Linked DNA regions of Homo sapiens: region 2 is linked to region 1. Evidence: read pairs that join two places in POLR2A ChIA-PET (ENCODE). Cell type or tissue: IMR-90. All regions are shown on one strand. Each heading gives the region's core, and the rest is flanking DNA. Links, peaks and the distances in the headings are about the cores only.

The links. ChIA-PET counts read pairs that join two places held together with the same protein. Peaks named below come from ENCODE experiments on the same cell type or tissue, not always from the same donor. Only the 100,000 strongest peaks of a DNase experiment are listed, where the experiment ranks them.
Region 2: POLR2A ChIA-PET joins it to region 1 with 18 read pairs; 2 of 35 experiments call an interaction of 5 or more read pairs at or near these places.

Annotation. Positions count from the first base shown.
Region 1 is chr5:64,997,310-65,013,918 of GRCh38, reverse strand. The region is part of intron 13 of CWC27 (CWC27 spliceosome associated cyclophilin); the gene reads right to left. Among named protein-coding and RNA genes, the nearest start is that of CWC27, 240 kb to the right of the region's middle. In IMR-90, for the core only: no CTCF peak of the experiment used is centred there; no DNase peak of the experiment used is centred there.
Region 2 is chr5:64,932,247-64,948,855 of GRCh38, reverse strand. The region is part of intron 11 of CWC27 (CWC27 spliceosome associated cyclophilin); the gene reads right to left. Among named protein-coding and RNA genes, the nearest start is that of CWC27, 170 kb to the right of the region's middle. RefSeq lists enhancers at 7,974-8,516, 8,517-9,060. In IMR-90, for the core only: no CTCF peak of the experiment used is centred there; a DNase peak (open chromatin) is centred at 8,945; H3K27ac peaks cover 424 bases.

The DNA.
Region 1 (16,609 bases), core at 4,949-12,948:
AATAAGTAGTCTAATATAGAATTCCAACATTAGCAATTCATTTCCGATTTAAATGAATTTAAATTACTTATATAATATAAACAGCTATCTTTTTCATTGGGAAGTCTACAAACCTCTTCTTCCCACATCCAAGCCACCCTAACTTAGGAACTTATCACCCAACCCTACGATTGTTGCAGGTGTCCTAATTGTTGTACATCTGTACTATTTCCTTCCCAGATCCAAAGCTTAAAAAATAATATTTCTTCCACATTTCTTTTATAGCATTCTTTTGATCAGAAACTACTGGTTATCATATTAGACTGAAATAAATACCTCAGTCTACCCTTAAAAGTCCTCCAACAACTGGTGCTTCCTATCTCACCAACCTTATTTCATTTCTTTCATCAATTCTCCCCATTTTGTAATTGCCTGTTTACTTGATTGTGAACAGACTCAGTTGTTTGAGACAGTTTGAGTCTTGTTCACTGTTGCATTCCCGGTGCCAAACATGGTGATTTGTGTTGGGAATAAGGCCTTCAGACCCTTTGTACTGGTCAGGCCTGTTGGCTGGTACTAGAAGGCTTGCTAAGCTAAGAGTCAACTTCCTTTTGTGGGTAGAGACTGTCTTATATTTTGATGATAAACTCCCTAAAACATCTACCAGATTCTGCAGAAAGTCTCAGGCTCAGCATAAGTCTCTTTTCATTTCTCACAGCTCACCAAATACTGATAGTTGCTTTTCCACTCACTCATACTAGTGATTGCTAGTTTTTATTTCCTCAAAAGACTGCAGTGGGAACATGCCTTATGTTCTTATCCATCTCATATAGCACCTGATGTAGAACTAGAGAGAAGGGCCCCTTTTTTTATTTTTTATTTGTTTAAAGCAATGTTTCTCAAAGCATATTTCTAGAGCCCCTGCATCCGATGCAGGTTGCATGTTAAAATCACCAAGTAGCTTTAAAAACTATCAGTGCCAGGCTTCCAACTCCAAAGGTATTGATTTAATTGTTCTGGGATGGGGTCCCAGCATCAGTAACTTAAAAAAAATGTTCCTAGTTATTTTTAAATGCAGTCAAAGTAAAGGGCACAGAAATAAAGCTTAAGAGCTTTTATGCTTTCAGATTGATTGATTTCATTAGCCCTTTGTCCTTGCCCCTTCAGAGATGGAGAACAGCTGGTTCCTAATGACAAACTACTCAAAGAAACTCAAGTAGCCTCTGAGTCTATTATTTGAACTGAATAATCTCAAGTGCATTATTTATTTCTGATATATGTGATTTGAGGAAAAGGCAATGAGCTAGACTCAATTATTCATTCAAAAAACATCTGGGGGCTTTTAATGCATGCTGCCAACGCTGGACACTGGTAAAACAAAGCCAAATATGACCCAGGCCCTACTTCCATGAAGTAAACAATCTGTAAGAACATACAGACAGACACCACGATGTGGTAAACGCAGAGTTTGGAATTGCCTGCAAACTGTGAGACAACAAAAATAGCACTCGCTGATGCAGCACTCTACAAAAAGCTTTCCCATGTTGTCTGGTAGCATCTTTACAATAACTGAATGTGGTGGGGGGCAGGAAAAATATTATTATCACCCCTGTTTCATAGGCAGTCTCTGAGACTGAGGGTCGAGAAACTTGTAGCTGATAACTTCTTGACCAGATACTTTCTTCTATGTCTTCAGAGGTAACAAAACTTTCATCCTGTAAAGATGGATTTAACTTTGGGAATACATCAAAAGTCAATTCAGTGCTAGGTCTAGTAAGGAAGATAAGAAATCAGATAGAGTAGTGCTTATTTTGGAGTACAAAATTTAAAAAATGCAACCATAAAAAGACATGAATCCAGGTTGGACATTAAAGAAATTTCAAAAGAGAAATTCCAGAAATGTCTTGAGCAATGTGGGAGCATCTTTGGGAAAAGGCACAACTCTTTTAGGTGAATGCTTACTTACAAAAAAGAAAAAGCATTAATTCCCCCTATAAATTTTTATCTCCTTATTGCCTTTAATCAGTGCTATCTGAAATCTCAGTTCCAGTTTCTTCTAGTTCTTCCTAAAATAGGGATGCTAAGCAGGGACACCTCATTCAGCTGGAAGTCCAAAAGGAGCAGAACCAAGGGCCCACAGCCTGCCTCTGCAAGGGTGGATATCTGGCAATCTCCTCTCAGCCATCGAATTACTAAGGACTACCTTGTGGTCCATAATACTCAGGTCTTTTATATTTTTCAAAAATGCAAATGTAGCCATGAAAACTCTTCTGTTTTAAATGCTTTGGTGGCTCTCCATTGTCTACACAAGGAAACCCAAAATTCCCAATGTGGCTTCTATAATCTGGCTTTTGCTTCCCTCTCCAGCCTGTTACATCTCCTTCTCCCATCACATCTATGCTCCAGACATCCCAGTTCTTTGAAGTTTCCTGAACAAACGCCTGCACTCTCCTTCTTCCTCGCTGCCTCTATATACACTATACACTTCTGTCTCTCAGTTAGCTGAGTGTTATCTCCATCTTAGAAATGGTTCCTGATTCCTTTCCTGATCTGACCTGCTGTTTCTCCCCCAGGGTTAAGACCCTCTTCTGGTCTTGCAGAGAATCTTGAATATCTCTCTGGTTTAGTCTTCCTCATACTACAGTGTAACTGCTGTCTCCCTTACTAGGCTGCAGGTGCTCTTGAAGGTGGCGGCTCTGCTTTTTTGTTGAGATGGGGTTTTGCTATGTTGCCCAGGCTGGAATGCAGTGGCTATTCAAGTAATCATAGCACACTATAGCCCTGAACTGCTGGGCTCAAGTGATCCTCCTGCCTCTGCCTCCCAAGCAGCTGGGACTATAGACATGTGCCACCACACCTGGCTCTATGGTGGCTCTGTTATTCGCCTTTGTACCAATTGGCCTTTGTACTAGCCAGCAATGCTTGCCAAGAAGAATGCCCTCAATAAATGTGTGCTGAATAAATAAATGTTTCTGAGTAGCCAGCCACCTCCAAAACCTTTGACTAGAGTTCTGGTTTTGTTCACCTTGCTCCTTGATAGTATTAATACATAATTCCAAATCATTGAGCAATTATGTTTATAAACTCTTACATGATAATGCCAGAGAAAAGGGTAATAAGTTACTCGAACAGCTGAAACAAGGTATTTCTACTACTACTAACTTTATGATATGAAAATCCAACACTTATCTTTCTCAAATGGACCAGTTAAACTGCTTGAAGATTGACATCTGTCTAGTGTATGATTAGCCTTTGAGGTGGGAGAAAGTACATATATTGTCCTCGGACAGCCTTCCCCATGTGGGTTAAAAGACCTTGCCATTCTTTATGAAATTTTGCCATACACAAAATTTGTCTCTGTACTGTGTTAGTGTACTGTGTTGACAGCTTCTAATTTCTCTGTTAAGTTAGAATTCTAAGAAACCTAACAAAATAGCTCCTAGTTATTACTAAGATTGTCATTCTATGGGACTGTGGATTACAAACTTTAATGAATCTGATTTAAGTTTTTTAGGGGTAGGGTTGAAAGGAGACTTGTATTTAAAAAGCAAAACCAGCCTTTTTATTTTTAAAGAAAAATCTCAGCAAGACCAAACAATTTTCAAGTTTTGCCCACATCTGATCCTTTGAAAGGACCTGCTCTGTATCATAGGTGGGCTGCAGCATACTTTTGTCCACATCACTTCTCTGGGACGCCCTTCCGCCTCCTTCCCACTGGTGTATGTCCCTGTTTTTTTCAAAGCCCAGTTTAATTCCCATTTCCTCCTAAAATTCTTTTCTGACTGCCCTGGGCCTCAGGATTTGTTCCTGCCTTTGAATTTCTTTAACACCTTCTATGAAACCTCTGTGGTATGCACTCAGAAGCCCTGAGTTTGATTTGAGTTACATTCAGTCACTATTACTGGAGAAAGTCACATTGCTTCTCAGGCCTCTGTTTCCTCACCTGTGGAGAGGGGTGGTAATGTGCAACCTATTTACCTCACGTGGCCTGAGGATCAAACATCATGGATTTGAAAGGGCTCTGCAAATGGCAAAGTGCAATCCAAACATTTATTATCATTTTAACTTATTTTGTACTTTGTGTCTTAGTTAGCTTGGGCTGCCATAACAAAATACCATGGCCTGAGTGGCTTAAACAATAGCAATTTATTTTCTCACAGACAGAAGTCCCAGATCAAGGTGCCATCAGTCAGTGTCTGGTGAGGGCTCTCTCCTTGGATTGCAAATGCCTGCCTTCTCACTGTGTCCTTACATGAGCTTTCCTCAGTATGTGCCAGAGAGAGAGAGTTTTAGTTTCTTCCTTCCTTATGAGGACACTAATCACAACACAGGGATGCAGGGAGAGCGGGGGCACCCTCATGACCTCATTTAAACCTAAGCATTTCCTTCCAAAGGCCCCACCTCCAAATACCATCATATTGGCAGTTAGAGCTTCAACATATGAGTTTTAGGGAGATACAATTCAGTCCATAATAGTGTGTCTATGTGTTGCATATAAACTGTGCTTATTTGAATATTTACATTTTTATAATACTCTATTATACTGCTACTGTGGTTTGAATATGGTTTCTTTGGCTCTGCCAAGTCTCATGTTGAAGTTTGATACCCAGTGTTGGAAGTGGGGCCTGGTGAGAAGTGTTTGGGTCATGGGGGTGGATCCCTCATGAATGATTTGGTGCTGATCTTGTGGTAATGAATGAGCTCTCACTCTATTAGTTGCTATGACAGTTTCCTTGAGTACTGGTTGTTAAAAAGAACCTGGCACCTTCCCTTTCACTCTCACTCCCCTGTCATGATGTGATCTGCCCATGCCACCTCCCCTTTGCCTTCTACCATGAGTGGAAGCAGCCTGAGGCCCTCACCAGAAGCAGATCCTGGTGCCATCCTTCTTGTATAGCCTGCAGAGCTGTGAGCCAAATAAGCCTCATTTTTTTTTTAAATAAATTACCCAGCATCAGGCATTCCTTTATGGAAATATAAATGGGCATAGACAACTACATACCCCTTTCAAAGTGTTTTGTGTACATCATCATACACATATAACTTATTTGATCCCAACTCACTTTGGAGGTTTATACGTATATTTCTAAATATGTCCTATCTACACTAGACTTAAGCCATTTGGAGGGCAGACACTATTTATAGAATCAAAGAATTATAGAAATGTTATTTTATTTTTATAACTTTCATAGCTTCAGCAATATACATTCACTGTTTTTGTTTTTCTTTTTGCAAAGTAGGACAATCCTAAGAGGCAAGAAGAAAAAGTAAACAAAAATTACCATAACTCATCAAGAACTACTGTAATACATAGGCACATCACTTCCTACATTGAGACCATGTAAATATCCACCTATATTTTCTTCTAGCACTTTCTTCTTTTTTCATTTGTTAATCTTTAATCAGTTCAGAAGTTTGTTTTAGTATAGTGGGTCGGATAAAGTTCTAATTTAATTATTTTCCCCAAATGGCTACCTCACTGTCCCAACTTCATTTCTTAAATAATCCACCCTGTACGGTACACTGCTGCTTTAATTATTGTAACTCTGTTGTATACTTAGGCATCTATCTGACTGGGAAAGATCATGATCCTGTTACTCATTTTTAAACATATGTCTCAAAATTTGTGTATTTTTTAATAGACTATTTTTAGAACAGTTCAGATTTACACAAAATTGAGCAAATAGTACAGAGAGTTCTTGTACCCTCAAACTACTCTGGTGTATTACTAACATCTTACATTAGTATGGTACACTTGTTATATTCAATGAAGCAATACTGATAGGTTGTTATTAAGTAAAGTCCAAAATTTATTTAGATTTCTTTAGTGTTATGGACCAAATTGTGTTCCTGCAAAATTCATACATTGAATACATTCATACATATACATACAAATATACTATGTGACCATATTTGAAGATAGGGCCTTTAAGCAGGCAATTAAGATTAAATAAGGTCATAAGGGTGGGACAGCAATCCAATAGGACTTGTATCTTTATAAGAAAATGATGAGGCTGGGCACGGTGGCTCACGCCTGTAATCCCAGCACTTTGGGAGGCCGAGGCGGGCGGATCACGAGGTCAGGAGATTGAGACCATCCTGGCTAACACGGTGAAACCCCGTCCCTACTAAAAATACAAAAAAATTATCCGGGCATGGTGGCTGGCGCCTGTAGTCCCAGCTACATGGGAGGCTGAGGCAGGAGAATGGCGTGAATCCGGGAGGCGAAGCTTGCAGTGAGGGGAGATTGTGCCACTGCACTCCAGCCTGGGGGACAGAGCGAGACTCCATCTCAAAAAAAAAAAAAAAAAAAGAAAATGATGAGACATGAGGAGCACATGAGCACAGAAGAAAGACCATGTGAGGATACAGCAAGAAGATGGCTGTCTGCAAGCCTGGAAAAGAGACCTCACCAGAAACCAATCCTGCTAGCATCTTGATCTTGGACTTCCAACCAACAGAACTGTGAGAAAATAAATGTTGTTTAAGCTACCCAGTCTGTGAGATCTTGTTTATAGCAACCCAAGTAGAGCAATATCCTTAGCTTTTACTTGATATCCTTTTTCTGTTCCTGAATCCCATTCAGGATACCATATTACATTTAGTTGTCATGCCTCCTTAGCCTACTCTTGGCTGTGGCAAGTTTTCAGAATTTCTCTGTTTTTGATCACCTTGACAGTTTTGAGGAATACTGGTCAGATGTCACAGGGCTGCAATTCAACATTTTTCTCATGATAAGACTGGGCTTATGGGTTATTGGGAGAAAGGCCTTAGATGTAAAATGCCATTAGCATCACATCGTTTCAAGGGTACATACTAGCAACATGATTTATGACTGTTAATGTTGACCTTGATCACTTCACTGAGGTAGTGCTTGTCAGGTTTCTACACTGCAAAATTACTCCTTTCTTTCTTTTCTTTCTTTCTTTCTTTCTTTCTTTCTTTCTTTCTTTCTTTCTTTCTTTCTTTCTTTCTTTCTGTCTTTTTAAATAAACGTGTATTTTAGGTTTGGGGGTATATGTGAAGGTTTGTAACATAGGTAACGTGTCATGGGGGTTTATTGTACATGTTATTTCATCATCCATGTATTAAGCCCAATACCTAACAGTTATCTTTTCTGCTTGAAGTTACTCTTTTATTTCTTGCTTTCCATGATGTACACTTTGAAAGGAAGTCACCATGCGTAATCCATACCTAAGGAGTGAGAAATTATGTTTCCCTACTCTTTTTATTAGAACATTTTGTGGCTATATTTGTTTGCATGTTTCTCTCCCTCCTTCTACTGGTATTTTTATTTGAATTATATTAGGTTTATAAAATAATTTTTAGGTAATTTGGTTTTTGTCAAAAATTAAGTATTCTAGAAACATAGTATATCAATGTACTCCTTTAATAGGTTGCAGTTTTCTTAATTTTACATAAAGATTTTAATAAATCTTTATAAAGGCTATTGCCAGGTAATTTATATTTGGTGAGTTAGAATCTTAAAAATTATGTTTTCATAATTTCAAAAATTATGTGGTTGTTTCAGAGCAACTATGACTTTTTGTGTACTTATTTTGTATCTGGTCACAATACTGACCTCTCAGAACTTTTGGTAGATAGCCTTGGATTCTTTAAATATGCAAGTAACTTAGCTTCCTGTATTCCATTTTACAAATGTGCAACTAAAGGTCTCAGAATTAGTTGCCAAGCTGAAGCCAGATTCCTAGTTCACTGGAAAACTTGGAAGCCTAAATATGACTAATACTTTTACAGGTACTTTTGCAGCTATTGAAAAACAAAGAACAAAATAGTGTCTGGATAATTGTTGACTATGCTAACAAACATTTGGCACTTATTATAATGTTAAGAAATCACAAGCAACACAAAAATCACAAAGCTTTAGATTCATTTCAAATGAGTTAATTAAAACAAGCTATATAAAGAATGATGACATTACTAACACTAAATATCAAAACCAGTTTTTCTCCTATGACTCTCGGTTTGCTTTGGCTACTGTTTAAAATATAAATGGCTGTTTTGTTTTAAATTTTTGATATTTTCCTAGGATTTCTAGAGTATGTTTTAAAATATTACTTGGATGCTTTTATTTCTATATTTTATAACTATCAAATGTAATTTTTAGGAAAAGCCTTATGAATATTTAATTTTAGGGCTTTTCTCTATTACTGATTACAAGTAACTTAGGGTTCTCTTTTCATAATTGTTCACAGATTCTTTAGGAATTAAGAAACTACAGGGTTTAGAGAGGTTTACTTCACCCACTACCAGTGCTAGTGTGTGTTGTCCAGGGAAGAGGGGATCAGACTGCCTCATCTACTGCTGTTAGTGCCTATACTTGTTGTCTGGGGGCCTGAGGACAGGCCTGCCCCATCTGTCACCACCAGTGGTATCTGCACACATTATCTGGGGTCTGGGGACTGACCTGCCCTGCCCATTGCTATGGGCACTCATATGTACCATCCAGGGGCCTGAGGTTAAGCATGCTGTGTCTGCCATTGCCAATGCCCACAGGTGTCATGTGGGACCTGAGGACAAGTCTGCCCTGCTACTGCCACAGGTGTATGTGCATGAGCATGCCATCCTGGGGCCCAGGGATCAACCTTCCTCACTGCCACCGTCAGTGCCTGCAAGTACCATCTGGAGGTGTGGGGATTAATCTGCCCCACCCATAGCCACTGCCATGGGTGCCTAAATGTGCCATCTGGGAGCCTGGGTACCATTTTGCCACTCCTGCTGCTTCTGGTGCTGGTGCATGCCAGCTAGGAACTTGAGGACAGGCCTGCCCTGCCTGCTACTGCCAGTACTGGTACCCATGGATCAACCCACCTGGTGTGCCTATACCCAAAGAAGCCTCACCACAGCCTACACTAACAAGTGCGGCCTAATCACTGAGGAACTCAACAGACAACACTGAAGCTGACTAGCTGATTACAGGCTAAGAAGTCTATACTACTGCACCCACCCAGAAGCAAAGCTGAAGCACCCTACCCAACCAACAGTGTGTGTGTGTGTGTGTGTGTGTGTATGTATATATATATATATATATATATATATATATATATATATATATATGAAAAAGTCTTTCCCTCTGAAGGCCAATCCATAAAAATGAAAGAAGCAATTGGTAGACCAGCTGTGCACATATAAAAGTAAGGACACAAGAAACATGAAAAAGCAAGAAACACAACATCCTCAAAGGAACACAATAATTCTCCAGTAACAGATAACAAATAAAGGAAAAATTGTGACATGACTAAAAGAATTTAAAATAAAGATATTTAACAAACTAAGTGAGATACAAGAGAACAGAGATAAACAATACAAAGAAATCAGAAAACAAATTCATGATCTGAATGAAAAATTCAACGAGATAGATATCATATAAAAGTATCAAACAGAAAGTCTAAAACTGAAGAATTCAATCAATGAAACAAAAAAACTGAGAGCTTCAACAATAGACTAGATTTAGCAGAAGAAAGAATTTCTGAATTTGAAAACATGGCTTTTGAATACCAAATCAGACCACCCCCCCACCAAAAAAAAAAAAAAAAAAAAGCCTATACAACATATGGGACACCATGAGGTGCCCAAATACTAGAATTCTGGGAATTTCAGAAGAAGAAGAGATGGGCAAAAGCATAGAAAACATATTTAACAAGTAATAGCTGAGCAGAAAAACTCATAAGTCTTACAAGAGGCATAGGAAGGAAGGAAGGAAGCTCAAGGAGTGCGACATACATTCAACCCTAAAAGCCACATTATAATCAAACTGTCAAAAGTGAAAGACAAGGCCAGGCATGTTGGCTCATGCCTGAAATCCCGGCACTTTGGGAGGCCGAGGCAGGCAGATCACTTGAGACCAGGAATTCAAGACCAGCCTGGCCAACATGGTAAAACCTTGTCACTACTAAAAATACAAAAATTAGCTGAGTGTGGTGGTGGGTGCCTGTAACCCCAGCTACTTGGGAGGCTGAAGTACGAGAATCGCTTGAGCTGGGGAGGCAGTGGTTGCAGTGAGCCAAGATCATGCCACTGCATTCCAGCCTGGGCAACAGAGTGAGATTCTGTCTCCAAAAAAAAAAAAAAAGTCAAATAAAAATAGAGAACTTTATAAACACCAAGAGCAAAGCATCAAGTCACATATAAGAAAATACATATCAGACTATCAGCAGATTTCTCAGCAGCAACGTTACAGGCAGGGAAAGACTGGGATGATACAGTCAAAATGCTAAAAGAAAACAGATACTGCTAGTCAAGAATAGTGTACCCAGCAAGGCTATATTTCAAAAATGAAGAAGAAATAAAGTCTTTTCCAGACAAACAAAAATTGAGGGATTTCCCCACTAGACCACAACTGCAAGAAATGCTTAAGGGACTCGTATACCTGAAAACAAAAGGACAATATCTACCATCATGAAAACATATGAAAGTATAAAACTCATTGTAGAGAAGATGCACAAATGAGAAAGAGAAAGGAGTCTAACATTACCACTACAGAAGATCATAAAACTGCAACAAAAAATAGGAGAAGAAGAAAGGGAAGGGAAATGGCAATAATAAAAAACGAAGAGAGGAGGAAAGGATATACAAAACAACTATAAAACAATGAACAAATGACAGGAATAAATCCTAACCTATCAATAATAATCTCAAATGTAAACACATTAAATTCGCTGCTTAAAAGGCAAAGCCAGACTGAATAGATTTAAAAATGACCCAGCAATATGCTGCCTATAACGAACTCACTTCACCTGTAAAGACACGTATAGACTGAAAATGAAGGGATGGAAAAAGATTTTTCACACAAACAGAAACCAAACAGTGAGCAGAAATAGCTATACTTATCTCAGATAAAACAGATTCCAAGTCAAAAATTGTAAGAGACAACAAAGGTCATTATAGAAAGATAATGGGATCAAATCAGCAAGAGGATATAACGTTCTAAACATATTTGTACCCAACATTCGAGCACCCAGACATATAAAGCAAGTATTATTAGATCTAAAGGGAAAGATAGACTCCAGTAAAATAATAGTTGGAGACTTCAACAACCCACTGTTAGCATTGGAGAGATCATCTAGACAGAAAATGAATACGGAATCATTGCATTTAAACTGCACCTTAGGCCAAATGAACCCAGCAGACATTTACAGCACATTTCATCCAACAGCTGAAGATACACATTCTCCTCATCAGCACATGGAATCTTCTCCAGAATAGACCATAGTTGAAGCCACAAAACAAGCCTCAATAAATTAAAAAAAAATCAAAATCATATCACCTATCTTCTTAGACCATAATGGAATAAAACTAGAAATCAATAACAAAAGAAACATTGGAAACTGTACAAATGCATGGAAATTAAACAACATGCTCCCAAATGACCACTGAATCAATGAAGAAATTAAGGAGAAAATAAACTTGTTTAAACAAATGAAAATGGAAATACAACAAACCCAAACTTATGGAATACAGGAAAAGCAGTGCTAGGAAGGAAGCTTATAGCAATAATCACCAACATCAAAAAAGTAGAACGATTTATGCACCTCAAGGAATTAAAAAGCAAAAACAAACCAAACCCTAAATTAGTAGAAAAAAGGAATTAATAAAGATTAGACAGAATTAAACACAACAGAGACTACAAACAATACAAGTAATCTTCAAAATGAAAAGTTGGTTTTTTTGAAAAGATAAACAAAATAGATAAATTGTTAGCAAGACTAACAAAGAAAAACAGAAAAATGCCCAAAATAAATAAAATGAGAAAGAAGGAGACATTATAATTAATACAGCAGAAATAGAAAGGATCTTTAGAGGCTACTGTGAACTATATGCTAGCAAATTGGAAACCTACAGAAAATATGAATAAATTCTTAGACACATACAACCTCTGGAGATTGAACTAGGAATAAACAGAAAACCTGAGCAGACCAGTAAAAAGCAATGGAATTGAATCAGTAATAAGAAATTTCCCAACAAAGAAAAGCTCAAGCTTTACTGCTGAATTCTACCAAAATTATAAAGAACACACACTATTTTTTTTTTTGTCAAGCTATTCCAAAAAATTGAAGATAAAAGAATTCTTCCTAATTCATTCTATGAGACCATCACTACCCGGTAACCAAAACCAGACAAGGACATAACAAGAAAAAGAAAACTACAGGCCACTATCAGTGATGAACATAGATACAAAAATTCATAACAAAATACTAGCAAAGCATATCCAACAACGCATCAAAAAGATAATACACACCATGATCAAGTGGGATTCATCCCAGGGATGCAGTTATGGTTCAACATACACAAATCAATAAATGTAATACATCACATTAACAGAATGAAGAACCAAAATTGTATGATTGTCTTGATCGATGCAAGAAAAGCACTGCTAAAATTAAACACATTTTTATGATTAAAAACTCTCAAAAAATTAGGCACGGAAGGAGCATACCTCAATATAATAAAGGCCATTTGTGACAAGCTCACAGCTGACATCATACTGAATGGGGAAAAGGTGAAAGCCTTTCCTCTAAGAACTGGAACAAGACAAGGATGCCCACTTTTACCACTCTTATTCAACATGGTACTGGAAGTCCTAGTCAGAGCAATCAGGCAAGATAAAGAAATACAATGCATCCAAATCAGAAAAGAAGTCAAATTGTCTCTCTTTGCAGATGACATCAACTTATATGTAGAAAAACCTGAAGACTCCACAAAACACTTTTAGAGCTGGAAAGCGAATTGAGTAAAATTGCAGGACAAAAGCCCAACATACAAAAATCAGTAGTGTTTCTGTAGAGCAATGACAAACTATCTGAAAAAGAAATCAAGAAAGTAATCTCATTCACAGTAGCGACACACACACACACACCAAACTAGGAATAAATTTAACCAAGGTGGACCTCTACAAAGAAAACTACAAAACACTGATGAAAGAAACTGAAGAGAATACAAACAAATGAAAAGACATCCTCTGCTTATGGATCAAAAGAATTAATGTTGTTAATATGACCATACTATTCAAAACAATCTACAGAGTCAATGCAATCCCTATTAAAATACCAATGACATTCTTCATACAAATAGAAAAAAAATCCTACAATTTGTATGGAATTACAAAAGACACCAAATAGCCATAGCAATACCGAGCACAAAGAACAAAGCTGGAGGTATCACACTCTCCGACTTCCAAATATACTACAAAGTTATAGTGACCAAAAGAGCATGGTGTTGTTATAAAAATAGACACACAGACCAATGGAACAGAATAGAGAACCCAGAAATAAATGCACATATGTACAGCCAACTGACTTTCAACAAAGGTGCCAAGAACATACTTTGGGAAAAAGACACCCTCTTCAATAAATGATGCTGAGAAAACTGGATATCCATATACAGAAGAATAAAACTAGACCTCCATCTCTCATCATATACAAAAATCAACTCAAAATGAATTAAAGACTTAAATATAAGACCTGAAACTATAAAACTATAAAAAGAGAACACATGGGAAACATTTCAGGGCATTGGTCCAGGCAAAAATTTTATGGTTAACACCTCAGGCAATGAAACAAAAACAGACAAATGAGACTTAATTAAATTAAAAAGCTTCTGCCTAGCAAATGAAATGACCAACAGAGTAAAGAGACAACCTGTTGAATGTAGAAAATATTTATGAACTATTCACCCAGCAAGGTACTGATATCCAGAATATAAAAGGAGCTTACACAGCTTAAAAGCAAAAAACCAAAATCCTGTTAAAAAGTAGGCAAAGGATCTGAATAGACATCTCTGAAAGGAAGATATACAAATGGCCAACAGGTATGTAGAAAAATGTTCACTATCCCTAATCATTAGGGACCTGCGAATCAAAGCCACAGTGAGATCTCATCTCACCCCAATTAGAATGGTCATTATGAAAGAGACAGCAAATAACGAATGCTGGTGAGGATGCAGAGAAAGGTAACTCTTATACACTGTTGGTGTGAACGTAAATTAGTATAGCCACCATGGAAAACAGTATGGAGGTTTCTCAGAAAGGTAAAAATAGAGCTACCATATGACCCAGCATTTCCACTACTGAGTATCTATCCAAAGGAAAGAAATCATTATATCGAAAGGACTTCTGCACCCACATGTTCATTGCAGCACTATTTACAATAGCTAAGAAACAAAATCAACTTAAGTGTCCATCAGTGGATGAATGGATAAAGAAAACGTGGTACATATACACAATGGAATACCATTTGGCCATAAAAAAAGAATGAAATCCTGTCATTTTTAGCAACACAGATAGAACTAAGGCCATGATGTTAAGTGAAATAAGCCAGGCAGAGAAGGATGAAATACTGCATATTCTCACTCACATGTGGGAGCTAGAAATGTTGATCTCATGGAAGTATACAGTAGAATGATGGTTACCAGGGGCTGGGAAGGGTGGTGTGGAGAGGATAAAGAGAGGTTGGTTAATGGATACAAACATACCGTTAGAAGAGTAAGTTCTAGTGTTTGATAGCACAGTAGGGTGACTATGGTTAAAAATTTATTGTATATTTTAAAATAGCTAGAAGAGTTCAAAAGTTCCCAACATAAAGGAATGATAAATGTTTGAGGTGATCATTACACATTGTATCCACCTATCAAAATATCACATGTACACCACAAATATGTGCAATTATTATTTATCAACAAAAAAGGGAGGGGGAGAAATAAATTAAAAAGTGTTTATGTACAAGCATATCTGAAAAAATAAGTCTGAATCTTTTTTCAACATGAAGTAGATAGTAGAGATCACAGTAACTCATATGAAGAGACACAGACAGACAAAATGTGAATGAGCTCAGAGATCAAACTATGTAAAAAAAAAAAGTTCTGGAAAATAAGGCCACTGGAACTCTTCATGTTTAGCAGAGCAGGGATGACTTTGAGTAATAGAAAAGGCCAAAGGAGAGAAAGAGATCAATGGAGAAAAGCAAAAGATGAAAGAAGATTCAGAATAGGAAACAGAAATAGTTAAAGGAAGCAGAGAAAAATGCAGATACAAATGGTAAAAAAACAAAAAACTCAAAAGAGAAATTAAAAATCAACAGTAAGAGAAAAATAAGAACAAAAAATTTTAAAATACTTGAACAAAAAAATAAGAATAGAAAAATAGAGCATTAGGAAAATCAAGCAAAAAGGAAAATGGAAACTGACTTTTGAAAAAAGAAAACGAAGATGAAAACCAGTGGCTTTTCTTTCACTGTTCACCACTATCATGGAAAAATCTCCTGTTTCTGAACTTTAAAGGAATGTTATATTGCCCCCTCAGTTTGGAGTTTTGAAAGGCTAACTCTAAAACACGTCTTTTGTATCCCTTAGTTAAAAAAGAAATCCTCATAGTGTCTTCTGTAAATATTTAGTATTGTTGGAGTAAATATGAAAGACGTAGGTTTCAAAATATCTTTAGCAACAGGGGAATGCACAGTTTCTCAGCTTTCTTGCCTATCTAACATTGTGCTTAACACTCAGCAGGACACAGGTGGAAAGATTTAAGAGCCTTTCCAGAACAAATCTGTAATATGCATTCTTACACCTGCCCTGGGGTTTCAGCAACTGCTCAGCCAATAACATTTAACCTACAGCCAGTAGACTAACAGAACAACTGTCTTCCATAGGGAAGATGAGATTCCCTATCAAAAAGGCCTGGTAAGCAGCTGGGGTACATGGCTGTCTCCCTATCTCTCTCAAAACAGATCCACAAACAAAGCAAACTTCCCCAACATGACAGAAACTTATTTCAGGGCAAACCATATGAAAGCGCAGGGTTAAGACAGAAGAGCTGTCTTCATCCTGAAGAAAAAGGAAGAAAAAGAGGTGACTTCAGGAACTGGACAGGGAGTTTAGAATTCAAATAATCATAATTCCAGGGTCAGCAACTCTGACAACGACCTATTTATAAAGGACCACGTTGGTCTTTTGCAGCATTATTTATAGTTCTGTATAAAATGAACACTAACCAGAGAACCTGGTCTATAATCATATTCCTTCTTGCTTCATTTTATCACAACCTTAGAACTTGGCTAAGAGAGAGGAATGGAATAAAAATATTTACATTACACTGAGCTTATAATTCTATGTTCTCCAAAGTGATGATATCCTTTTGCTTTATATTTAAATTCTATTTACAATGAATGTTCCTTTATCTGTGTCCCCTCCCCTACTTTTTCTTAGTACTAGCCTCAAGGAAAAAGCCTACAGTTCATTAATGAGGCATTATTGTCCACTGAAAAAATATCAAAACTCAAAAATTTTTTTATCTCAGAATGGTAAGAATTATGATAGAAACCAACCTTAAGTTAATCACTGAGAGTTATTATGAGTTAATTTAAGAAAAGGTCATAAAACAGTCAAATATTATAGAAATGGTATATATTGTAATCATCTGATCTTGATAGATCTACTGACAGTGGTCAAATATAGATAAATTAATTCTTAAAAATAATAATGACTACACTGAAGATGAAAACAAGAACACATTTATTGAGCACGGATTGTTCCAGACACCATACTAAACCCTTTAAAAATAGTATTTCATTTAATCCACAAACTGACCTACCAAAAAGGTACTATTATTATCCCCAGT
Region 2 (16,609 bases), core at 5,389-13,388, 66 kb after region 1:
CTCTAGTCACACTCATTTCTACATTTTACCTCCCTCAATGAGGAAGAGTCTCTTGATGATACTAGTTCTCACTACTCTGAATGTCTCTGAATCTTACAGTTCATCTGCACACTCAATTTTAGCATTTGAAACACAAATGCTGCCTGTTAACTATGAATACTGCTAAATTATGATTATTAATTATTAACACTGTTTGACTATTAATTACAAAATATTTGTTTCTCATGAATGAGTCCTGTTCTACCAAGTAGAAACTAGCTCTTTTAGATCTAGAGGTAAGTGTCTAATGGATTTCTTCTTGGTCTAGCATGGTGCAATATATTAGACATTTATTGTAACCCAATGGCTTTTGAACTGTTGACTGGAAATATGTAGAAAAAATTTTTTTCATCTAAGCTCTACATATATATACGGTTAGTACATCTACTAGATAAAACTGTATATATAAGGTTGAGCCATAAAAAATTGATGATATTATATTGGCTTTTACCTACAAAAATGGCAATTTCATATTGTTAACCAAATACAAAAAAATTTGAAATATCATAAAACAATATTTAAAACCATTATTACATGTGATATACTCTGATTTTTTCTAGTCGATGCCATCCCATTAAATAAAAAGTGCTGACTGAGATACACTATTGATTTCATAACCCACCAGTGAATTACTACCTACAATTTGAAAAACCCTGTTCTAAACTCTAACCTAGAGACTAGACCTGCCTCTAGCTTAAGCCTTAAACAGGATAAAAGATTTTTAATGGCTCACAAATGGTCCAGGGCAGCAGGATAAAGATGAAGCAAGTAATCAAGATGATATAAGTGTCTGGAAATTCTCTGTGCATACCTGAGCACTTAGCAGAACTGACAAGGACCATAATAAATGCAGGGAATTAAAAGATTGGAGCTTTTGATTAAATCTTTTCTGATTTGACACAACTAAACTGATCACATAACACAGAAGGTGATTCAGTGTGGTTGACTGATAATGCCCAAAATGAACATCTATCCTTTGGAACAAAATGATATATAAGGCTCTCCCTAAAGTCCTTTCTTATATTCCCTGCTCCCCAAAAACATGTAATGCCAGATTTCTTTCTACAAAGAGGGGAGGCCCATAGGAAATATTTCTGTCTGATACTTCTTTTCTCTCTTTCTAGAAGATCACCATTATGCTGAATGAGCTGAAATTAAGCATGCCATATAACATTTTGTAAAAGTGAAGCTTATCCAATTCTGTTAATAACTAGTGAAATGGTACAGATAATAACAGATTGTGGACATACTGCTTATATTCTGATTAGACTTTTAGCTTATTAAAATGATGTTTACATAAAGATCTTATACAGAAGCTTAATTATTAACCATTTTGTCAATGAAAACCAGAAAACATACACTCTCATCCAAAGGACTCAACTATTATCAGACAGATGCTGATATATGCATGGGCAAGTATCACCACCAGCACTAAGGTACAGCCAAGTTAGACTAGACTGCAGGCAGGCTAACACAGGAGCAATAAGAATGCTATTAGCCTGCTCATTGGTGCTTGAATAGTGTGTATGCATACCAGCCCCCTCATCTTTTATGTTAGTAACAGCTTTATCTGATGGAACAGTGTTGACAGAACTTGAACTGGTGCCAACCCTACTGATGAGAAACAAGGTGGAACAGTTGCTGGCTGGAGGGAATGTTTCCTTTTTAGGAAGCAGCAGTAAGACGATACATGGAAATATGGTTGGAATAGACTATAGCAGGTTGCTGATACAAGAAATGTTTTAGTTTTCAAAAAACAAAGGATCAAAGAAAGCCAAATAAATGGCCAATAGATACAAGAAGGTGCTCAGAGACAGATGAGAAATGCAAGTCTAAAGGAAATAATAACTGGTCACATAGACCTATGTACTAGGCTGAGCTGAGCTCTGGTTGGTGTTAAGATGCTGTTTGGCTCTTTTTCATCAGGCAGATTAACCATTAGAAGAACAGTAATGACAAAAATGTTAAGTCCTCATCAGCTGCAAGGATTGACTACTTACCTTGCCAATCAAAAATCACCTTTAACCTAGGATGCCAATATAAAAAGCACATGGAAAAGAAATTGTCTAATTACAGGAAAGAAGTAAAACTTGACAGGTAATTTTCTATAACTGGAAAAGCTAATACGGGTAAATGGAAACAGTAGTTTCATTAATAAACATCTCAACATAGATGTATTCATTCTTAAGGCCCAGATGAATAACTCATCTGCCTTCATCTGCTCCATCTTCTAGTTCCATTTAGAACATGAAGGTAGCCAGTCTTTTTGTCACTGAACAGTGAATCTGAATGCCCATCACACTATTCTCCAAGTTTTGTGAATATGCACATCTATTTTATCCACAATGCAATGATAAGTGATGTCCCTGGTATCTACCAAAGGTGCCACAAAATCTAGAAATGCATTTTGAAATGTCAAAGAGAATAAATTGCATTCAATATAGTTTTAGTGCTAGATATATTATTTGCTATATGCATTACATAATGTGTACACATTTGTGGTATATGTCTCTGTATATGTACATAGCTAATATACTAGCATCTTAGCTCACCTGGCTACTTTAAAGAATTCCTTCTAGGTAAAAGAGTTTACAAATATCTTTTTCTATCACCTAACAAAATGCTAACAATCATGCCTCCTCACTTTACTCAATTGATTAAAAATTACAAATCTAATTAGCATTTTGAGTAATTTGACTGCTTTTGGCTTAAACAGTTGCTGGAGGAGATAACTTCTGGTTGGGAAAAGATGGGAATGATGTGGGCAAAATGTGGAGAAATCTGATAGCAAAGCAACATATTCTCTATTCTGCTCTATTAAAAGAATATACTGGCAGTAAATAAGATATCAATAACAAACTTATCAATTATTATGAAAGTTGGTTGATTCAAGATATAGAAAAAACCCAGAATCTTAAATATGCAGCAAGTTTCTTTTTCATTCAAATGACAGGTTAAAAAACCCCACTAACGTCAATTCATAATCACTTTTCTGAAGGTAGGTTTCGTCTCTAAGCTCACATGAAGGATTATACAGTATTCTACAAAATATCATACTTCATATTGACTGTTACCATTATGGAAAGAGGACTACAGTTGCTGTCAGGCAATCTAGGTCCTATCAGCTCTGTTAGTGCTCTTGGGGAAACATCAATTACTTCTCTGAGTCACAACTTCTTTGTGCAAAATACCTGTTATCCTACCTTTCTCATGGGCTCTTGTCAGAGAGAAATGAGAGGAAAAGGCAGGGGAAAAAATAAGTTTTTCACAAGTATGAACTTAGACACAGTAGACTGCCCAAGTAATAATTCTTCTATCTTCTTTTTTGTTAACAAAAGGAGAAGTGGTTTAGGCAACTTAATGCTCAGTATCAAAGGATGTATTATAAATGTTTTAAGCCTTTTAGAGTTCATCTTTCATTGGTTCACTTATTCAGCCTCCAATTTTATTTTGGAGAATGTCAAACACTGTTATAGGTGTTAGGAAAGCAACAATAAAGAAAACGGACAAAAATTTTACTGGGGAAGGCAGAAAACAAACAACAAATTAATAAGACATATAGTATATTACAAGGTAGTAACACAAGGAACAAAGTGGAGAAGAACAATTTGGGAGTGTCAGGTAGAAGTGGTCAAAGAAAGTCTCATTGAGAAGGTGACATTTGGGAAAATACCTGAGAGGTAAGGGAATGAGCCATGTGAACATCTGGAGGAACCACAGTCCAGAAAAGGTAACAGCATGAGCAATGGCCCTGAGGCAGGGAACATGCCAAATGTGTACTCAGATAAGCAAAGGGGCTACTGTGCCTAGAACAGCATGAATGAGAGAGAAGTATAAGGAGATGAGATCAGAGAGGTAAACAGAAGGGGAGAGAGTACAGATTTTATAGAGTCTACTAGACAAACATAGAGGCTTTAACTTTTAAGAAATCCATTGGTGGGTTTAAAAAAAAGAGTGACAAGATCTGCCATATTTTTAAGGGACCATCCTGGATACTATGTTGAGAATAGACTTTCAGAGGTCACTTGTAGAAACAAAGAGATCAATTATGAAACGACTGCACTAATCTACACGGGAGATGATTGTGGCTGACCAGGTACTACCAGTGGAAATTGTTGGCCTACAGATCCTGGATTTGCTGATCAATTTGATGGGGTAGAAAAGAAAGGGGAACAAAAAACGATTCCAAAATTAACTGAGACAGGGATGATTTCAGGAGGAGCAGGTTTGAAATATAAGATCAATAGCTTAATCTGGGACATGTTAAGTTTCAGATGCATGTTAAACACTTTGGAAATTATTAGCAATAGATGATATGTAAATCCATGAGATTTAAAGATGTTTTCAAATAAATTTAGTATAAGAGAGAAAAAACTAGAGGCCAAGTAAACAATAATTCAAGGAGGAGGGAGTGACCAACAGTGTAAAATCTGGTAATAGGTCACTTAAGAGGGCTAAGCAGTTGTGTGTGAACGGAAGTCTAACTGGAGTAAATTTAAGAGTAAACAGGAAAAGGGGAATTGGAGATGACAAGCATGTATATTTCTTTAAGGAGTTTTTTTCTAGAAAAGGAAGCAGAGCTAAAGGACAGTAGTTAGAGGGGGATGTGGAGACAAGATATACTTTTTTTTTTTAATGAAGAAATTACTGCATGCTTTCATAATGATGAAAGAGCATGAAAATCCAGTAAGAACAGAAATTTGATAATACAGGACAGAAAGAAAAGAACTGTTGGAGTAATGTCCGCAAGTAGGTGATGGGGGCGTGCGGCAGGATCCAAGGCACAAGTGGAGGAGTTGACCTAAGACTACAAACAGCTCATCCTTAGTTATAGGTGGGCAGGCAAGCACATGGCACAGATGCAGGTGAGTTGGTAGTTATGGTAACGGTTTTCTTCTTGTTGCTCAGACTTAAGAAATTCCACTCTTTGCCAGCCAGTGTTTGGTCCAGATCACATGTTTGAGGGTTCTGGGAAAGATTTTCTTTCCTATGAAAAGAAAGGCCCAAAAGGAGAAAGCCCTTTTGCTTCTAATTTTTCCTTCCTGTTTTGGATGCTTTTCTATGAAGATGTGATGCTTAGAATTGGTGCAGACATCTTATGACCATGAGAAGAAATCTACGATGTGCTAGGAACTTTGCAATATAGGTAGAATGTAAGGTTCATGGGGCAGAGGTATTTATATTCTTACCTGATGTATCCAAAATGTCCAAAAGTGTGCCTGGCACATAGTAGACATTGAATAAGTATTTGTAGAATAAATGAACTACCACCAAGATGTGCCATGTTTGTCAGAAACTCATAGTGGTATATACCAGCATGTAAATAGATTATTATACTTTCATGTTGTAAATGGCAAGATAAGGGTAGTACAGAACGCTAAGGGGCTGAGGCAGATTTAGCTACCCTTGCCTTTGAAATGCAAGGAACTTCACTGCATACTGTATAAAAAGCAGCATGCCATTGTTGGAATGTTTTTAAAATGCTTTGTTCCCTTTTAGTATTTTCTGATAATTTCTTTAATTCCTTCATAAAAATAAATGGAAAACAAATATATGTTATAAATCCTTATATCTTTCCTTAGTAACACACACAGGGCCGTGATCTGAAATAACATTTGTTTTATTCGTTAACTTCATTTTTTCCCTTGTCTCCATCTTTTTTTTCACCTAGGAGTATAATCATACTGATGAAACATTTTACCACTGCTATCACCAGTTTTTATTGAAAAGCATACCTGATGCCCTGTTTTAAACATTTAAGACTTTCAATGTCTGCTTTTTTCTTTAGGAGAGTTATATTTCTATGTTCCATGCCAGCATTCTCCCCTCTCCCCATTCATTTTAGCAGATATCATTATCTTTTTCTTCTGGAATCATTTTTGTATACCTGAGTACAATGAGCCTCTTCACCACACAACAGAAGATAAAGTATTTACAATTTTATTATACAGGCACACATGTGGCATTATATGCACAGGCATAAAATTAAAGCTGAAGTGTCTAAAGTCCGGAGTAAAGCCATATTTATGCTGCTCAAGGCAAGAAAAATTATTTAGTCTACAGTAACGAGTAAGTAGCAGCAGAACAAATATTTGGTTGACTGTGGAAAGCCAATGTTTTCCTTACTCGTTACAAGCAAAAAAGCTAAAAACAGGCTGACCAAGCACATTCTGACAGAAAATAACACATGTATTCATCAATCTTTTGGTGCGTATAAAACTGTGATTCCTAATTTATGGATTTATATGCAGAGGGGGTACATCCAGGTTTGCCTTAAATATATTATACATATATATGTGTGTTTTCATATTGGCCATTTATTTTAAAGAGATCTATTGCAATGTTTTTCTTTTATCTTTTTTTTTTTTTTTTTTTTTTAAAGAGATAGGGTCTTGCTCTGTCACCCACGCTTGAGTGCAGTGGCATGATTATAATCATAATTCCCTGTAGCCTTGAACTCCTGGGTTCAAGTGATGCTCTCACCTCAGCCTCCTGAGTAGCTACAACTACAGGTGCATACCACCATGCCCGGCTATTTTGTTATTTTTATTTTTGTAGAGACGGGGGTCTTACTATGTTGCCTGGGCTGGTCTCGAACTCCTGACCTCAAGCATACTCCTGTCTCAGCCTCCTAAAATATTGGGATTATAGGCATGAACCATTGCACCCAGGCAATATTTTTCTTTATTAGTATAAAATAAAGCACTTCCTGCACTCAAAAATGCTTTAATCTCATATAATATATTCAACATGTAACATTTATTAACAAATTATTTATCTACTCATGTAAATAACTGCTTTGATAATCTGCAAAATAGTTATAATTTGCTGACTGCCTGTCATGCCAAGAAGTCTATAATTGGTGATTTTTGTACATTATTTAATATAATAAATTTATTTATTTATTATTACTCTCATCTTACAGATAAGGAAACTGAGGCTCAGAAATGACCTGCCCAAGATTTCTCAGCCTCCAAATTGGAGCAAGTAATGAAGCCCATATCTATCTGATATAGCAGGATTCTCTGAAATCATACTCCTGATAGTGTGGCAGAGGGGCAAAAACACCTCACAAGTGTAAGATTTTACATTTAGCAATTTAACGTCCAATCTCATTTAAAAAATGAAAGTGTAAAAAATATGATTTCTATACTTCTATACACATATGTTCAGAAAATAAAAAGGAATGGAAGTATATTCTGTGGTGGCTATTGTTAGGTGAGAATAAAGGTGATTTTATTTTCTTCTTTTTGTTTTATGATAAATTTTTTCTGTAATAAATGTTTTATATTTTCTGTAATAAATGTTTTATATTTCTGTAATAAATATGTTTCTGTAATAAATATGTAGATAAATTTTTAAATAATATATTTGCCTGAATAAAAAAAGTAGCAAAGAAGCAAGTATTCTCACTATTGGAGAACAAAGTTAAATATGGAAAGGGGCAAAGACTAAAATGTGCCCTGCAGTATGGTACTGTACTTAGACTACCAGTATATCTTTTAGCTGTTTACTGAGAGAGCCTAGAAGCAATAGGATTGAGCAATCTAGCACCCAGATCTTGATTTTCTAAATATGATTTTCCTCTTAAAGAAACCAGAGCTCCTTAGGAAAAAGGGTGATTTCTGGGCTTGGGAAATAAACTATAATATAAACCTAGAACAGCTTGTTAAATCAGAAAACAAGGAAGTGCTCAAATAATAGGAACATATCAAAATAACATGGGCCAGATCACTTGAGGTCAAGAGTTCAAGACCAGCCTGGCCAACATGGTGAAACCCCATCTCTACAAAAATACAAAAATTAGCCAGGCATGGTGGCACATGCCTGTAGTCCCAGCTACTTGGGAGGCTGAGGCAGGAGAATCGCTTGAACTCAGGAGGCAGAGGGTGCAGTGAGCCAAGATCGTGCCATTCCACTCCAGCCGGGGCGACAAAGTAAGACTGTCTCAAAAAAAAAAAAAAAAAAAAAAAAGAAAGAAAGAAAGAAAAAGCCAGCTTCAAGGAGCTCCCACTGGCCAAGTAAAAATGAAATAAAATAATTTATTTTGAGCATCAAAAGAAATAATGGTAAAAGCAGACTGTGACTCATAAAATAAGATTCCAAGAGTTTATATTGACATAATAAATAAATGGAGAACAAAGGAAAGCCCTTTTTTAGAGTGGAATGCAAAACTATAAATATAAAAGAAATGATGGAAGTAGAAAATCACTGGTGAATACTAAAACTAAGGTGCAGGTGGTAGCTGGCAAGATGGCTGAATAGGAACAGCTCTGGTCTGCAGCTCCCAGCAAGATCAATGCAGAAGGCGGGTGATTTCTGCATTTCCAACTGAGGTAACTGGTTCATCTCATTGGGACTGGTTAGACAGTGGGTGCAGCCCACGGAGGGTGAGCCGAAACAGGGTGGGGCGCTGCCTCACCGGGAAGTGCAAGGAGTCAGAGAACTCCCTCCCCCAGCCAAGGGAAGCCCTGAGGGACTGTGCCGTGAGGAACGGTGCCCTCCAGCCCAGATACTAAGCTTTTCCCACAGTCTTCGCAACCCAAAGACCAGGGGATTCCCTCTGGAGCCTACACCACCAGGGCCCTGGGTTTCAAGCACAAGACTGGGTAGCTGTTTGGGCAGACACAGAGCTGCAGGAGGTTTTTTTTCATACCCCAGTGGCACCTGGAATGCCAGTGAGACAGAACTGTTCACATGCCTGGAAAAGGGGCTGAAGTCAGGGAGATAAGTGGTCTAGCTCAGTGGATCCCACCCCCACAGAGCCCAGCAAGCTACGATTTACCGGCTTGAAATTCTCGCTGCCAGCACAGTAGTCTGAAGTTGACCTGGGACACCCCAGCTTGGTGGGGGAAGGGACGTGTACCATTACTGAGGCTTGAGTAGGCGGTTTTCCCCTCACAGTGTAAACAAAGCCGACCAGAAGTTAGTACTGGGCGGAGCCCAGTGCAGCTTGGCAAAGCCGCTGTAGCCAGACTGCCTCTCCAGATTCCTCCTCTCTGGGCAAGGCATCTCTGAAAGAAAGGCAGCGGTCCCATTCAGGGGATTATAGATAAAACTCCCATCTCCCTGGGACAGAGCACCTGAGGGAAAAAGCGGCTGTGGGTGCTGCTTCAGCAGACTTAAATGTTTCTGCCTGCTGGCTCTAAAGAGAGCAGCGATCTCCCAGCACAGCACTCGAGCTCTGCTAAGGGACAGACTGCCTCCTCAAGTGGGTCCCTAACACCTGTGCCTCCTGACTTGAAGGCACCTCCCAGCAGGGGTCATCAGAAACCTCATACAGGAGAGCTCCAGCTGGCATCTGGCGGGTTCCCCTCTGGGATGAAGCTTCCAGAAGAAGGAACAGGCAGCAATCTTTGCTGTTCTGCAGCCTCCACTGGTAATAACTAGGCAAACAGGATCTGGAGTGGACCTCCAACAAATTCGTGCAGACCTGCAGCAGAGGGGCCTAACTGTCAGAAGGAAAACTAACAAACAGAAAGGAATAGCATCAATATCAATATTAACAAAAAGGACGCCGACAAGACAACCCCATCTGAAGGTCACCAACATCAAAGACCAAAGGTAGGTAAATCCAGGAAGATGAGGAAAAACCAGCACAAAAAGGTTGAAAATTCCAAAAATCAGAACACCTCTTCTCCTCCAAAGGATCACAACTTCTCGCCAGCAAGGGAACAAAACTGGATGGAGAATGAGTTTGATGAATTGACAGAAGTAGGCTTCAGAAGGCGGGTAATAACAAACTCCTTTGAGCTAAAGGAGCATGTTCTAAACCAATGCAAGGAAGCTAAGAACTTCACAAAAAGGTTAGAAGAATTGCTAACTAGAATAAACAGTGTAGAGAAGACATTAAATGACCTGATGGAGCTGAAAAACACATCACGAGAACTTCATGAAGCATACACAAGTATCAATAGCAGAACCGATCAAGCGTAAGAAAGGATATCAGAGATTAAAAATCAACTTAATGAAATAAAGCGTGAAGACAAGATTAGAGAAAAAAGAATGCAAAGGAACGAACAAAGCCTCCAAGAAATATGGGACTATGTGAAAAGATCAAACCTATGTTTGACTGGTGTACCTGAAAGTGATGGGGAGAATGGAACCAAGCTGGAAAACACTCTTCAGGATATTATCCAGGAGAACTTCCCCAACCTAGCAAGGCAGGCCAACATTCAAATTCAGGAAATACAGAGAACACCACAAAGATACTCCTTGAGAAGAACAACCCCAAGACATATAATTGTCAGATTCACCAAGGATGAAATGAAGGAAAAAATGTTAAGGGCAGCCAGGGAGAAAGGTCAGGTTACCCACAATGGGAAGCCCATCAGACTAACAGTGGATTTCTCTGCAGAAACCCTACAAGCCAGAAGAGAGTGGGGGCCAATATTCAACATTCTTAAGGAAAAGAATTTTCAACCCAGAATTTCATATCCAGCCAAACTAAGCTTCATAAGTGAAGGAGAAAGAAAATGCTTTACAGACAAGCAAATGCTGAGAGATTCTGTCACCAACAGGCCTGCCTTACAAGAGCTCCTGAAGGAAGCACTAAACATGGAAAGGAAAAACCGGTATCAGCCACTGCAAAAACATGCCAAATTATAAAGACCATCGACACTATGAAGATACCGCATCAACTAATGGGCAAAATAACCAGCTAGCATCATAATGACAGGATCAAATTCACACATAACAATATTAACCTTAAATGTAAATGGGCTAAATGCCCCAATTAAAAGACACAGATGGGCAAATTGGATAAAGAGTCAAGACCCATTGGTGTGCTGTATTCAGGAGACCCATCTCATGTGCAAAGACACACATAGGCTCAAAATAAAGGGATGGAGGAATATTTACAAAGCAAATGGAAAGCAAAAAAAAAAAAAAAAAAAGCAGAGATTGCAATCCCAGTCTCTGATAAAACAGACTTTAAACTAACAAAGATCAAAAAAGACAAAGAAGGGCATTATATAATGGTAAAGGGATCAATGCAATAAGAACAGCTAACTATCCTAAATATACATGCAACCAATACAGGAGCACCCAGATTTGTAAAGCAAGTTCTTAGAGACCTACAAAGAGATTTAGACTCCCACATAATAATAGTGGAAGACTTTAACACCTCACTGTCAATATTAGACAGATCAACAAGATAGAAAATTAACAAGGATATTCAGGATTTGAACTCAGCTCTGGACCAAGCAGACCTAATAGAAATCTACAGAATCCTCCACCCCAAATCAACAGAATATACATTCTTCTCAGCACCACATCACACTTATTCTAAAATTTACCATATAACTGGAACTAAAATGCTCCTCAGCAAATGCAAAAGAACAGGAATCATAACAGTCTCTCAGAGCACAGTGCAATCAAATTAGAACTCCAGATTAAGAAAGTCACTCAAAACCACACAACTACATGGAAACTGAACAATCTGCTCCTGAATGACTACTGGGTAAATAACAAAATTAAGGTGGAAATAAATAAGTTCTTTGAAACCAATGAAAACAAAGACACAATGAACCAGAATCTCTGGGACACAGCTAAAGCAGTGTTTAGAGGGAAATTTATAGCAGTAAATACCCACAGGAGAAAGCTGGAAAGATCTAAAATCGACACCATAACATTACAATAAAAGAACTAGAGAAGCAAGAGCAAACAAATTCAAAAGCTAGCAGAAGACAAGAAATAACTAAGATCAGAGTAGAACTGAAAGAGATAGAGACACAAAAAACCCTTCAAAAAATCAATGAATCCAGGAGCTGGATTTTTTTGAAAATATCAACAAAATAGACCACTAGCCAGACTAATAAAGAAGAAAAAAGAGAAGAATCAAATAGACACAATAAAAAATGATAAAGGGGATATCGTTACTGGTTGCACAGAAATACAAACTACCATCAGAGAATAATATAAATACCTCTATGCAAATAAACTAGAAAATCTAGAAGAAATAGATAAATTCCTGGACACATACACCCTCCAAAGACTAAACCAGAAAGAAGTCAAATCCCTGAATAGACCAATAACAAGTTCTGAATTTAAGGCAGTAATTAATAGCGTACCAACCAAAAAAAGGCCAGGACCAGAAGGATTCACAGCCGAATTCTACCAGAGCTACAAAGACGAGGTGGTACCATTCCTTCTGAAACTATTCCACAAAATAGAAAAAGAAGGACTCCTCCCTAACTCATTTTATCAGGCCAGCATCATCCTGATACCAAAACCTGCAGAGACACAACAGAAAAAGAAAATTTCAGGCCAATATCCCTGATGAACATTGATGTGAAAATCCTCAATAAGATACTGGCAAACCAAATCCAGCAGCACATCAAAAAGCTTATCCACCACGATCAAGTCAGCTAAATCCCTGGGATGCATGGCTGGTTCAACATAGGCGAATCAATAAACGTAATCCATCACATAAACAGAACCAATGACAAAAACCACATGATTATCTCAATAGATGCAGAAAAGGCCTTCGATAAAATTCAATAGCCCTTCATGCTAAAAACTCTCAGTAGACTAGGTATTGATGGAACGTATCTCAAAATAATAACAGCTACTTACAACAAACACACAGCTAATATCATACTGACTGGGCAAAAGCTGGAAGCATTCCCTTTGAAAACCAGCACAAGACAAGGATGCCCTCTCTCATCATTCCTATTCAACATAATATTGGAAGTTCTGGCCAGGGCAATCAGGCAAGAGAAATAAATAAAGGGTATTCAAATAGGAAGAGAGGAAGTCAAATTGTCCCTGTTTGTAGATGACATGATTGTATATTTAGAAAACCACATCATCTCAGCCCAAAATCTCCTTAAGCTGATAAGCAACTTCAGGAAAGTCTCAGGATACAAAATAAATGTGCAAAAATCACAAGTATTACTATACATCAATAATAGACAAACAGAGAGCCAAATCATGAGTGAACTCCCATTCACAATTGCTACAAAGAGAATAAAATACCTAGGAATACAACTCACAAGGGATGTGAAGGACCTCTTGAAGGAGGACTATAAGCCACTGCTCAAGGAAGTAAGAGAGGACACAAACGCAAAAACATTCCATGCTCATGGATAGGAAGAATCAGTATCATGAAAATGGCCATACTGCCCAAAGTAATTTATAGATTCAATGCTATCCCCATCAAGCTACCATTGATTTGCTTCACAGAAATAGAAAAAACTACCTTAAATTTCATATGGGACCAAAGAAGAGGCTGTATAGCCAAGACAATCCTAAGCAAAAAGAACAAAGCTGGAGCCATCATGCTACCTGACTTCAAACTATACTACAAGGCTACAGTAACCAACACAGCATGGTACTGGTACCAAAACAGACATACAGACCAATGGAATAGGACAGAGGCCTCAGAAATAATGTCACACATCTACAACCATCTGATTTTTGATAAACCTGATGAAAACAAGCAATGGGGAAAGGATTCCCTATTTAATAAATGGTGTTGGGAAAACTGGCTAGCCATAAGCAGGAAACTGAAACTGGACCCCTTCCTTACATCTTACACAAGAATTAACTCAAGATGGATTAAAGACTTAAACGTAAAACCTAGGACCATAAAACCCTAGAAGAAAACCTAGGCATTACCATTCAGGACATAGGCATGGGCAAAGACTTCATGACTAAAACATGAAAAGCAATGGCAACGAAAGCCAAAATTGACAAATCAGATCTAATTAAACTAAAGAGCTTCTGCACAGCAAAAGAAACTACCATCAGAGTGAACAGGCAACCTACAGAATGGGAGAGAATTTTTGCAATCTATCCATTTGACAATGGGCTAATATCCAGAATCTACAAGGAACTTAAATAAATCTACAAGAAAAAACCAAATGACCTCATCAAAAAGTGGGAAAAGGATATGAACAGATACTTCTCAAAAGAAGACATTTATGCAGACAACAAACATATGAAAAAAAGCTCATCATCACTGGTCATTAGAGAAATGCAAATCAAAACCACAGTGAGACACTATCTCACGCCAGTTAGAATGGTGATGATTAAAAAGTCAGGAAACAACAGATGCTGGAGAGGATGTGGAGAATTACGAATGCTTTTACACTGTTGGTGGGAGTGTAGATTAGTTCAACCATTGTGGAAGACAGTGTGGTGATTCCTGAAGGATCTAGAACCAGAAATACCATTTGACCCAGCAATCCCATTACTGGGTATATACCCAACAGATTATAAATCATTCTACTATAAAGACATATGCACACCTATGTTTACTGCAGCACTATTCACAATAGCAAAGACTTGGAACCAACCCAAACGCTCATCAATGATAGACTGGATAAAGAAAATGTGGCACATATACACCATGGAATACTATGCAGCCATAGAAAAGGATGAACTCATGTCCTTTGCAGGGACATGGATGAAGCTGGAAACCATAATTCTCAGCAAACTAACACAGGAACAGAAAACCAAACACCACATGTTCTCACTCATAAGTGGGAGTTGAACAATGAGAACACATGGACACAGGGAAGGGAACATCACACACCAGGGTCTGTTGGGAAGTGGGGTTCTAGGGGAGAAATAGCATTAGGAGAAATGCCTAATGTAGACGATGGGTTGATAGGTGCAGCAAACGATGGTGGCACATGTATACCTATGTAACAAACCTGCACGTTCTGCACATGTATCCCAGAACTTAAAGTATAATACAAACAAAACAAAACAAAACAAAAAAACTAAGGGTGAAAGCTTGATAAGGAATGATATATTTACATAATCTCAAAACATCTCTCTATAACTATACTTTCTGCATTATCTTGGATTGAATCCTGGAATGGGAAAAAATAACAGCTATGAAGGACATTATTAGAATAAAAGACAAAATTTGGACTTTGTAAATTACTTAACAGTGTCAATCAATGTTTATATAAGAGAAAGTCCTTCTTTAGGAAATATACACATAGGTATTTAGGGTAAAGACCTGGTATCACTAAGGTACCTTCAAATAGTTCAAGAGAAAAATGTATGCATGTGGCTAGGCGTGGTGGCTCACGCCTGTAATCCCAGCACTTTGGGAGGCAGAGGTGGGTGGATTATGAGGTCAGGAGTTTGAGACCAGCCTGGCCAATATGGTGAAACCCCATCTGTACTAAAAATACAAAAATTAGCCAGGCATGGTGGTGCATGCCTGTAGTCCCAGCTACTCAGGAGGCTGAGGCAGAAGAATAGCTTGAACCTGGGAGGTGGAGGTTGCAGCGAGCCGAGATCGCGCCACTGTACTCCAGCCTGGGTGACAGCGAGACTCCGTCTCAAAAAAAAAAAAAAAAAGAGAAAGAAAAATGTATGTACATATGTATACAAACATACAGAGAGCAATGCAATGTGCAAATATTAAAAAATGTAAATGACTGGCAAATCGAGGTAAAAGATATATGAGTTCATTGTACTGTTTTCTGCAAGTTTAAAACTTTTTTCAAAACTAAAAGTAACTATCTCTTCTGGATTGAATAGTGTGGAAAGTCAGTTTCTCTAAACCTTAAGAAATGGGATTTAATTCTATTAAATATATATCATGATCAGCTAATTTATAAGACCCTATGCCAGCTCCTACAGATCAACTAGAGCAGCAATTCTCAGAGTGTGTTACCCAGACTGGATCTGCAGTATCAGCACCATCTGAAAATGTAAGAGTTGAAAAATCTTCCATTTTACCCAAGATCTATCTGTGTTCCACTGATAGAATACAGGCAGTAATAGAGGATAAGATGGTCAACAACTTGAAAGCAAGATTATGGAGAAAAATCATAGATGATTAGATAATTTTACACTTAATTTAATATACAATAAGACAGTTCTAAAGGTTTGTGAAAAGAGGAATAATAAAATAACTATATTAAGAAGATCACTTAAGTAGCAGTGTATAGATGAATCACTTCTGGGAGATTTCAGAGAAAAAGATCAGTTTAGGTTTTTTATTATACTGTCAAAAAAGGATGTGATACAAACCTGGAACTAGAATAGGACAGATGAGAGATTCTACAATGGGTGAGTAAATAAGACTTGCCAATTGGCTGAATATAGCAATACTGACAGAGTAAAGAATTGGGAATGGCAGATTGGGGAAGAGGTGAAGAAGAGACAAGAACAATGAAAGGTTATAAAGCCTGGATGGTTGATTGAACTGTTTGGATCCAGAGGAATTCATGAAAACCTCCTATAGCTGGGCATTTTAAAGACCAAGGATCCCAGCCCTATAATCCTGTAAAAGCATGTTCTTCTAAACAATGTCAAGTAAGGAAGTGGTGATTTCAGCCTTATGATTCTATAAACCATGTTCCTCTAAACAGTGCCATGTAAGGAAGTGGTTTTCAGACTTTTAGATTTTAGAGGTCTGTAAACATCCCAAACAAAATTTAATGGATGAGTTGCTTTTTAATTTTACAAGTTAAGAATTAAAAAAAAAAAGTCCTATTGGCCATTGAGATTATAAATTGGTAATAACCACTTTGGAAAACAAAATGGCAATATCTGGAGGAGTTGAAGGTGTGCATACACTCTACAGGTTTGTTACATCTGT